Regions from separate parts of the Homo sapiens genome. Here region 1 is linked to region 2. The links are chromatin contacts, found by Hi-C or POLR2A ChIA-PET in ENCODE. All regions are on one chromosome and are shown on one strand. The core of a region is the stretch at or near the end of the contact, and the rest is flanking DNA. Distances in the headings are between cores, read along the strand shown.

Region 1 (5,594 bases), core at 110-2,609, 310 kb before region 2:
CCCTGGCCATCCCAGCCCCTGACCTCACTGCTTCTGAGTGCCCCTCCAGTCAGTGAATGGCACCCCCACCCCCTCTGACCCTTCCATGAGGCACACCAGGGCTGGTTCCTTCTAATTGCTAGGCATAACTCCAACCTATTTAGTCCTCACCTTCCTCATTAACAGAGTCAAATCTGGGCCCCAATCATAAAAGTCTGACCGGGTTGTTTCCTTCTTAAATCCCTTTTGTTTTCCCATTCTCCTCAGGATAAGGCACAAACTCTTTCATTCTGGGCCTTTAGTGATCCACACTTAACCCTCCTGACCCACTCCTTGACATTCTCTGTGAACTCAAAATCCAAGCCATAATGAATTAGCTCCAATTTTTGCAAACACTGGAATACCCTTGCCCTAATTTTTGCCTAGCTGATGTCTGATGACTTTCAGGACTGAGGTGTATGCAAAAGGCTCATTTCTGGGTGAACTGCCTTTCTCTGTGGGCACCTTTAGTTCCTCAATTGCACCGTATTTTCACTGTCAATTTACGTACTTACATTCGCCAGTTGATCTGAGGTCAGGAAATAGTAAACTCATTCCCCTTTGCATCCCAAGGCCTAGCTCAGAGCCTATGGCATGGCTGACACTCATTAAATATATGTCAACTAAATGAATGAACAGACCTGAGCCACAGATTCTCTAACTCTATTGAGACCAGTTCTAGGAGGCACAGCCCATGTGAATGAAAAACAAATCATTTAATGACTCTTAGGCATGACTGTTTCTCTTTGACATTTGCTGCAGTTTCTAATAAAGTCAATATTTTCCCCCTCTTCGTATAACTTTTTAATGAGCATTTTGACATTTCAATAGTGTTGTGCTTTCATACTTAAAACCATTAAGTTTCTGTAAGACTCTAAATTTAGTGCCCCTTAATCATCAAAGAATACAGGCTCAACTTAAGTATGGTTTAGGAAAGTGCTTCTCAAAACTTTTCTGTGCGTGATAATCCCCTGGGCATCACGCTAAAACTGCAGATTTTGATTCAGTTGGTCTGAGATTCTGCACTTCTAGCAGGCTTCTAGGTGATGCTGATGCTGCTGAGCCCGTCTGGGGCATAAGGCAGTCACTTCTTAGAAAACTGACAAGGTGGCAAGTGGCAATCCCCTATTAACAAAACACTTGGATTATCCAGAACTACCCAAGACTATGCGACAGAGGCACCTGCTTTATATACACGCATGTGCAAACACAGAAATAGTGTTTATAAGTTCAGATGACATGAGAGACCAAAGTAAACAAAGCTGTGTCTATGGGGACAGGCAGATCGCTTGGCAGGGAGGCAAAGCTGTGTCTGTAACAGCAGAGAGAGCTAACAGCCAAGGGAGAAGAAAACTGTGGGCAGGTGTGCACAAACAGTAACAGCAGGAAGCTGAGAAGTGAAAATCAGAATAGAATGAAACAAAACAGGCACGAATGAAACAGAAGAGCATCATGCAAATCTCTTACTATGCAAGTTTATGGTATCTAAAACTGTTACTACTTTTAAGTAATATCAGTATATACACATCCTTGATAATTGTTAGGTTAACTCATAAGCACCAATTCACGGGATCGTTCATACAACAGAAGCAGTCAAATATTTTAAAATGGAAAGGCCCAAATACACACTCAGTATGCAGTAACAGCAACAAAAGGTGTGAATTTCAGTAATACCTATCCCATCCCTATCCTTTCAGAAGTGGGACCTGCTGCTATACTTTATTTACCCTTCAGTCAAAGAAGCTCTCTGAAGTTCTAGAGGAATATTACATCTGACGCTACAGTGCCCAATTGTTTCCGTGACCCAATGACTATTCCTAGCTTCAAATAATCACCCAATCTATTCTGATGCCTCTCACGTTTCAAAGCTAGAGCCCATTTAAGAAGCAAACGCCAACACTTGCCCTCTTAGGGAAAAAACTCATTTCTTACCATGTGGTAAAACAGTTAACTGACAATGCAAACATTAACAGCCGCTTGTTATGAAAATATCAGGTTACTATCTTCGAAGGCAAGAGATTTCTGTGTTGTTTTCCTCATTTAACAGTAAACACTCAGGGGTGTATATGTGTATATTTACAGGTACTACAAAGAATACCTCGTTCCCAATTGCTTTAATTTTTTCCAAAGCATCAAGAAACCATTTTTCGGCTGTTTTCCATCTAAAATGAAAGGAAAAAAGGTTGCAGATTATTCGAAATTAGCAAATATAAACTTTAAAAAAATTTTTGATTACCTTTCTAGTAGTACTAAAATGCAATGGGGTAAACTGCTGGAAATAATTATAAAAATTCAAAGTTAAGTCACAAATGATTAATTTTACGGCATTAATATCAAGAGTTCAAGATTTCAAGATTTTGGGAGATACAGTATTTATATTCCTTTTTTTTTTTTTTTTTTTTAAGAGTCTCACTCTGTTACCTAGGCTGGAGTGCAGTGGTGCGATCTCAGCTCACTGCAGCCTCTGCCTCCCGGGTTTAAGTGATTCTTGTGCCTCAGCCTCCTGACACAGCTGGGATTACAGGTGTACAACACCATCCCTGGCTAATTTCTGTATTTTTAGTAGAGATGGGGTTTCGCCATGTTGCACATGCTGGTCTCAAACTCCTGGCCTCAAGCAATATGCCCATCTCGGCCTCCCAAAGTGCTGGGATTACAGACGGGAGCCACCGCACCCAACCACAGTATTTATGTTCTATAAAGTCACTGTGTACACTGAGTTAGCAAATATTGAACCGCGGCTGCCAGGGGAAATACAGTTAGATTCCTGCAATTCTCTGGTCACATTTTCTCTAATTGATCAATGCGTAACCTTGTTTTATGTGTGTTTCTATTTAAAGACGTCTTATTTGATACATATTGTTGATTCATCAATATTGAAGTCAGGGCCAGCAGCACTATAAATACTGATGCCTGCTTGAATGAAGCTTCTCTAATACATGTGTTTCCTCTGTAACACAAAAGTGTATCACAATTAACACTAGATAGCATTTCACTAAGCTTGGGGATTATTTCAAAACAGTGAAATCATCAACAAAAAGCACAAAAATGTGAAAACTGTGGCACTAAATAGACCACAAGAAGTACACTGGTTTATAGTTGAACTGGGAAAAAAGGCAGAGCGTTGCCTTCTTAGACTCCAGCTGGAAGTGTGTGTGCCAGGAGACCCAGCTTTCTCCCAGCCCTGGGCATGTCTGCCAATGGCTCAGAAAGCACCTCAGGAACTGATTTGGCGGTTACAAATAAATTTTAATGAGTAGGCAAATTCGCAAATACTGATGATTACTGTATTATATTAAAAGATTACTATTTATTTTAAAGCTTCAAACTTTTAAAAAATACCTAGATAACCCATTTTTTAGAACACATACATGCCATAAATGACACTGTAGTAGTATTAATACTAATTTACAGCCGAGCGTGGAGGCTCACACCTGTAATCCCAGCACTTTGGGAGGCTGAGGCAGGCGGATCACCAGGTCAGGAGTTCGAGACCAGCCTGACCAACATGGTGAAACCCTGTCTCTACTAAAAATACAAAAATTAGCCGGGCGTGGTGGTGGGCATCTGTAATCCCAGCTACTCAGGAGGCTGAGGCAGGAGAATCGCTTGAACCTGGGAGGCAGAGAATGCAGTGAGCTGAAAATGCGCCACTGCACTCTAGCCTGGGCAACACAGCGAGACTCCATCTCAAAAAAACAAAAACAAAAACCAAAAAAAACTGAAACTAATTTACCATTTTAAAATTTGTATATCATGAAATGCAAAGGATTACATACATTTTTCTCTTTGAGTATAACACCAAATCACTTATTCTACAAATATTCTAGAGTACAGTAAAGCCTACACTGACCAGGAATTAAATTTTCTGACTTACTAGTAACTAAATAGAAAACACTTTTGTTTCAAAAACCATGTCAAATTCTTCTCAAATACGTAAATTCAACTCCTTATCAACACAGAGATAACTAAGGATTCCACAGTGCCCCCAGCCACACTGTGGGGTATGTGTAATCTGAACTGTCCAATCATGTAAGAAAAGAAGTGGTAGCTCAGATCAAAAAAAGACCAAAACCTGGGTTTAGAATTTTTAAGGAAATCCAAGATAACAGTTTCTCTCTTTTTTTTCTATCTCCTTCTCCTAAAATAGAACATTTAAAAGTACAAATCTACTGAAGAGTCGCTTTTGTCAGTGAACTCTAGTGATCACCTACTGTATTTACAATCACTAGTTAACAGAAGGGTTTCTGGTCTTCCAGTACTTACTCTCCATTCTGAAATGCAACCACGCCGACCTCATGCATAACAAAAGGGTCTTCCGGTGCAATGCTCAGAGCTTGGCTGAAGAACCTTTCAGCTAGTTTTGAGTTATTGGTCAAACCATATTCTAATCCAATATACAGCATAGGCAAATGACACCTAAAAAATTGGAAAATTTCACATATTCAACACCAAAAACTGTGATTTAGCAGAAATTAATCTGTCAACTTCAAATCCTATCTGCAAAATAATTTAAAGGTAGCCAAAACACAGCATTTACTTTTTTCTCTTAATTTACAAATATTTAATGAATGCCTAATGGGCTTTGGACTAATCAGCTGCCACTTCTAGAATCTATCTGCAACTTATTTACCTTTAATTTTCATTATTATTCCACAGTAAAAAAACAAAAACTCTCTAAAGCAAAAGGGCAGGTCTCTGTGGTGCTGTCTTCCTCCTTGATGCTAATGTCATGCCCCAGCCGACACTGGTCTTCCTCTTATTTACTCACCACCATTTATCCTTCAAGATTGGGTTCAACTTCTACTTCCCTTTATGAAGCTACCTCTGACTTTTCTAACATAAATGCTCTCCCTTCTGTGAATTCCCATTATAATCAGTTCTATGCAGAAGAGTTATGAATAATGCCCTGTGTATTGATTCAATTTTCCCACCTTCTGAGACAGTTCTAGGCAGAGTCAGAACTACTTTTTAATTGAATTTTCATCTGTTCACACGATTGGGATCAGTGATTGCATTAAAGCAAGTGTAATAAGACAATCTTTCCTTGATGATGATCTCAGAACATCAATAAATACTGATTGCTTGGTGTGTGCTTTGGTTCTAATCTAGAGTCATAACTCAAATTAAGATTATATCCTCTACAGAAGGTCATGACAAATTCTTTAAAAATATTTACACCTGGTAGAAGTACTTTCAAAATGGCAGCATAAGGACTCCAAAAATCTATTCATCCATAGAAGCAACAACAACACTGGCAAAAATTATCAAAACCAATTTTTTCAGAACTTTGGAAGGTAACCAAGCTCTTAAAACAATCTGAGGAGTGTATATTCAAGAAAAGATGGCTAAATCTCAGTAAGAACAACTTTGTGCTGCTTTAACTTGTCTTATTCCCATCTCCCTTTCCCTAGCTTTGCATTAACCTTAAAAACAAGCAGTCTCATAACAACAGCCGTTGTAAAGCCATTAGCCTAGCAGCCATTGGAGAAAGCAGAATTAATTTAGAGTTCCTCAAACACCCCACAGGGAACTGCTGCTATTTGACCTGTCTGGTAGCTCCTAAAAGAGCCCCC
Region 2 (5,141 bases), core at 1,417-3,916:
CAGAGTCATCATTTCCCAGACAACCGGAAATGGGCCCTGGACGGGCTGTCCTGGACAGGCTGCCGGGCAGTTGGGTGTGACTCAGTTGCGGCCTCCAACTGTGCCAACCAGAAAGGCACCCAGAGAAGCTTCCGGAAATACGGTTGGTTTGTCCCCTTGGTGGGGCAGGAGGCGGCAGCTCTGCCGGGTGGCTCCCAGCACCCTCCCCCACAGAGCAAACATCGGCATGAGTCTGTCCACCCGTGTATTCGTCCTGTCGCCGCGTGTGGCTGGCCTCATTCTGGGTATGCTGGCGGCAGCCACCTCTAGGACAGGGAGGTCCCATGGCTCTGCAGACACAGGAGCTTGGCAGTGGCTTAGCTGTTAGAATGTGAGCCTTCCAGAGTCAGACGCGCCTTTGCCTTCTGTTGGGCTCTGAGCTCATTTCCTCAAACCCAGGGTAATTCTGTTCCTCCTTCACTGTCTGGTGGGGTGGGGGTCACAGTGTCCGGGGGAAGAGCTGATCAGGGCCAGTGCTGGGGTGGGAAGGGCTGACTCCTGGGACCCCGGAGAGGTGATTGTTGCCACGGGGGGTAAAGTTCCACGTGCTGCTCCTCTGAGCCTTGATTCTGGGCACTCCAGGGCGGCCAGGCCTGGCTCACACCTTCCTACCTCAGGGAGATTTCCGTGGCGCAGGCACACGCCCTGTGGGATGTGAGTGGCCACCTGGCTTGGGCCCCAACTCCCATCAGAGAAGCGGGCAGGTCCCGAGCGAGCTGTTCAGGGCACTCAGCAGCCACACACCCAAGGAATGGGGCTGCCTTGTGCCAGGCCGGGGGTCTGGGGAAGGGCTCAGTGGGCGCTGAACTCAGAGGGTCCTGGCAGCGGCAGTCAGCGTCCAGGATGGTCAGCGGTGAGGCCAAGCCCCGTCTTAGTGGAGGGGACGAGGCTGGGCTTTGGAGACTGTGGGGAGCAGGAGACATCCCTGAGGAAACAGGTCTACGCGCCGCAGAGCCCGAGAGCAGCTCCTGCCACGTGGTTGATGCTGCTGAGGCCGGGGGCTGCCTCTGCCCCGCCGCCCCGCCCAGCATGAGCGTGTTCCTGCTGCTGCCCGGCCCGTTGGGCTGAGAGGCTCAGGCAGCAGCGCTGGGGTCGATGGAGTGGACCAGGCAGGGGCCCAGGGCAGGAACCCCCTGTAGATGCACAGCCCTGAGCTCAGCAAATCAGCTGTGGTGACATCCAGGGAGGGGTGGAAGCCCAGGCTCCCCCTAGAAGGACGCTGCCCTTGGCCTTCAGTCCTATGGGGCACAGATGCCGCCTGGGCTTTCTAGGGCCGGCCAGTGGTCCTGGGGTGGTGGCCCCCGTTGCCCCAGGCCCAGTCTGCCTCAGTTTTATCCTCAGTCCCCACTGGCCCCTGACCTGTGCAGATTCCAGTAAGTGAGCGAGGCTGTCAGAGCCCTCCCAGGCTGGGGGAGATGGCCCAGCCCCACATGGTGCCTGCACCTCCGAGGTGGCCCCCTTGGAACCCAGCCCTGAGCAGGCGGGAGCGGCGGCCACACAGCGGCCCTGGGCAGGCGGGAGCGGCAGCCACACAGCGGCCCTGGGCAGGCGGGAGCGGCGGCCACACAGCGGCCCTGGGCAGGCGGAGGGGTGGCCACACAGCGGCCCTGGGCAGGCGGGAGCGGCGGCCACACAGCAGCACAGACCCTGAGCCGGCGCAGTTCCTCCAGCCACGCCAGCTACACCTTGGCTGTGTCCCTGCCGGGCTCCAAACACCTGTGTCCGTGCCACTGGCCACCTCTTCCCTGCCGTGTCACCCCCACCCCTGCCAAGTGTTCTGTGTGTTTTCACTGCAGGTGATGTGGGAAAGGGCGAGTCTCAGTTCAACGTTCTGGTTCCTTGGGGGCTGTCGGAACAATCGTGTGTTCTTTCCAGAGTTTTCTCTGTCTGGGTTTAGATGCCCACACACGGGACCATGTATTCAATCCCTGTGCATATAGATGGTGCCATATACGGAGAGAGGCATAGGTTGTCTTACGAGAGTGGGGTCGCGTTGCACTGTGGCCCCTGCCAGGCCCTGTCCGGAGTGCTGAACACAGAGCAGCAGGTGCCGCCGGTCCCCAGCCTCTTGGAGCCCCGTTCCCTCTGGGCGTCGTAGACAGTCGAGTTCAGCACATCTCTACGTGGAGTTTCGCAAAAAAGGCAACCACTTTGAAATGGGAGGGCCGCAGCGCCATGGCCTGGCGACGCCTGTGAGTGACTACAGTGGGGCCTGGAGGAGGAGCAGGGGGATGAATGCAGCCTTGGGGCAGGCGCTGGGGCCTGGAGGAGGCTTGGGGAGCAGGGCATGGGGGGCGGGGAGCGAGTGCAGCCTTGGGGCAGGCGCTGGGGCCTGGGCCTGGCTGGGCCCCTCTATGCCTTTCAGTCTTGAGGTCTGGAAACCCGGCCGGGATCTCCCCCGAGTGGGCAGTGCTGTTGGTGGCGGCGGGGGGGAGTGGTGCTGGCACTGTGTGGCCGGGCAGAGCCGAGGCCAAAGCAGTTCCATCCACACGCAGTCCACGAAGGGACGTCGGGCGCCTCCCACAAGCAAAGGCCCCGCCCGGCTCCAGCCCGGCCCGCAGGGACGACCTTGCCCTTCTTTCCTCCCTGGCCAACAGCACCACCCCGTGGGGGCCCCGGTGCTGAGGGCTCAGGCTGCCTGTTTCCGTCCTGGAAACCACAGACACCCGAGATCCAAGCAAGGAAGGCAGGATTTCCATACCTCCTCCCCAGCTGAGCATTCGCTGGAGGGGGACGGGGCTGTCACTACGTCCCTTATGATGATCACCTCATAGAGGCTGGGCCTCCCCACACCAGGACCACACGCCCATGAGGGCCCCACAGGCCTCAGCCTAGAGAGCCCCCATGGGAAACCCTGTGCTGTGAATGGTGTGGAAATTCCCCTGTGTCCTTCCCACGTGACCCCACAAAACCCTCAGCCGTGGACATCCCGAGTTCCTCTGAACGCCCGGCCTTCCCAAGCCTCGCCAGCGCCACGGACATCCCGGGGCCCCGGGGAAGGGTGGCTCTGCCGGGAGACAGGGTCTTCTCTCTGGCTCTGGTTCTGAAGGCTGTGGTGGGTGCAAGGTTCACCAGAGACGGCAGGACTCCCGTGCCCTGGAGCGGGAGGGAGTCTCTCCTGTGTCTCCCCTGGGCGCCGGCTCCTGCTGAACCCCAGACCCAGCTGTGGGAGAAAGCTGCCCAGGGCCCTGCAGGAGAGGCGGGGCCAGCCCTGGTGCACACAGGGGCAGAGGCACCTGGGCTGGTCTGGGCTGGGAGGTCAACTCTCCGTGTTGCAATGCTGTGTCCAGGTCTGAAAAGGGCAATGTGAAAGCAACTCCTCAGGGACAGAAGCCAGGCCACTCTGGGGAGAGGCAGGACACAGCCCTTCTGGCCCTGAACACCTTGAGGGGCAGGCAGGGGGTGATGACCCCACTCTACAGATGGGAGCACCGAGGTGCCCAAGGCAGGGGGTGAGGACCCCACTCTACAGATGGGAGCAGTGAGGTCCCCAAGGTGGGGGTGATGACCATATTCTCCAGATGGGAGCACCGAGGTCTCTGAGGCAGGGGGTGATGACCCCACTCTACAGATGGGTGCATTGAGGTCCCTCAGGCAAGAGTGATGACCCCACTCTACAGATGGGAGCACCGAGGTGCCCGAGGCAGGGGGCGAGGACCCCACTCTACAGATGGGAGCACCGAGGTTCCCAAGGCAGGGGGTGAGGACCCCACTCTACAGATGGGAGCAGTGAGGTCCCCAAGGTGGGGGTGATGACCATATTCTCCAGATGGGAGCACCGAGGTCTCTGAGGCAGGGGGTGATGACCCCACTCTACAGATGGGTGCATTGAGGTCCCTCAGGCAAGAGTGATGACCCCACTCTACAGATGGGAGCACCGAGGTGCCCGAGGCAGGGGGCGAGGACCCCACTCTACAGATGGAAGCACTGAGGTCCCCGAGGTGGGGGTGATGACCGTATTCTCCAGATGGGAGCACTGAGGTCTTTGAGGCAGGGAGTGAGGACCCCACTCTACAGATGGTTGCACTGAGGTCCCTCAAGCAAGAATGATGACCCCACTCTACAGATGGGAGCACCAAGGTCCCCAAGGCAGGGGGCGATGGGAGCACCAAGGTGCCTGAGACATGAGTGATGACCCCACTCCACAGATGGGAGCACCGAGGTCCCTCTGTGGGCAGCTTGGGGCCAGGCACAGGACTGGCAGAGGCTGGGAGCACAGCTTGTCGGGGCATCTGCGGGTGTGAGGGCCTGACACTGTCTTCAGGGCTTAGCCTTTGTTCTCCCTGCAAGAGGGGACAGAATGCCCTTTGTCTTTGTAAATCTATGCCCTGCTTTAGGCAAAAAGAGGAATCCGGAGAGCACTCCTGGACCTGTTTCTTCTTAATCGTCTTCATCTCAAAGGCCCTTCCTGTTTTGGGGAGTCACACACACTCTTCTGACACTGACGACCTGGAGTGTCACAGACCCTGAAGGTGAAGGGCTCTGTCCCACAAGACTCTGCCCCTACTTCTGATGACAGCCGTACATGGGTACCCAGGCAACCCACACTCACTCCTGACAACTGCAGATTTGGGGAACTTTACATCCCCTCAGATTCACTAGAACACCTCCCAGGGCTCAGGAAAGTGCTTTACGTACAATCATGCTTATTATGAAGGAAACCCATGAACAGCTCAGTGAAGAGAGTGGGGAGGTGGGCACTGATCTCTGAGCACCGTGGGGGCTCCCCAGCCTGGGGGCTCCCCAACCCTGATGCCCAAAAGTTTTTATCTAGGCCTCATTACACAGGTATGATTGATTAAGTCATTGGTCATTGGTGATTGAACACAAACTCAATCTCTGGCCCCTCCCAGGAGTGGGGGCGGTGAGGGGGGCTGGAAGTTCCTCTCTAATTACATGGTTGGTTCCTCTGGCAACAAGCTCCCACCCTAAAGCTACCTTGGGGTCCCCCAAGAGTCACCTCATTAGGGTAAACAAATGTGGTGAAAAAGAGTTGTTATGAAATCAGACACCCCTATCAGGAAATTCCAAAGATTTAAGGAGTTCTGTCCCTGGAACAGGGGACAAAGACCAGATGTATTTTTTATTATACCACAATACAA

The links. A loop is a pair of places that touch in the nucleus more often than their neighbours do. ChIA-PET counts read pairs that join two places held with the same protein, here RNA polymerase II (POLR2A). Pooled maps may share reads with other maps.
Region 1: a pooled map shows a loop between it and region 2 (4-fold over the local background). The contact joins two enhancer-like sites. A Hi-C loop is called at or near these places in 2 of 50 pooled maps. POLR2A ChIA-PET finds 5 or more read pairs at or near these places in 4 of 52 experiments (MCF 10A, activated T-cell, endothelial cell of umbilical vein and 1 more).

Annotation. Positions count from the first base shown.
Region 1 is chr13:114,255,921-114,261,514 of GRCh38, reverse strand. It overlaps CDC16 (cell division cycle 16), which reads right to left. Exons shown (of 18, transcript NM_001078645.3): 13 at 4,285-4,437; 14 at 2,117-2,180. The region is part of intron 2 of LOC105370384 (a long non-coding RNA gene); the gene reads left to right. Among named protein-coding and RNA genes, the nearest start is that of MIR548AR, 14 kb to the right of the region's middle. Within about 2 kb of position 1,359, at least 5 of the 41 ENCODE cell types and tissues checked have a DNase peak (open chromatin) inside an H3K27ac peak, as active enhancers do.
Region 2 is chr13:113,948,801-113,953,941 of GRCh38, reverse strand. C13orf46 (chromosome 13 open reading frame 46) reads left to right here. Exons shown (of 7, transcript NM_001365455.2): 7 at 1-237. Among named protein-coding and RNA genes, the nearest start is that of SWINGN, 22 kb to the right of the region's middle. Within about 2 kb of position 2,666, at least 4 of the 41 ENCODE cell types and tissues checked have a DNase peak (open chromatin) inside an H3K27ac peak, as active enhancers do.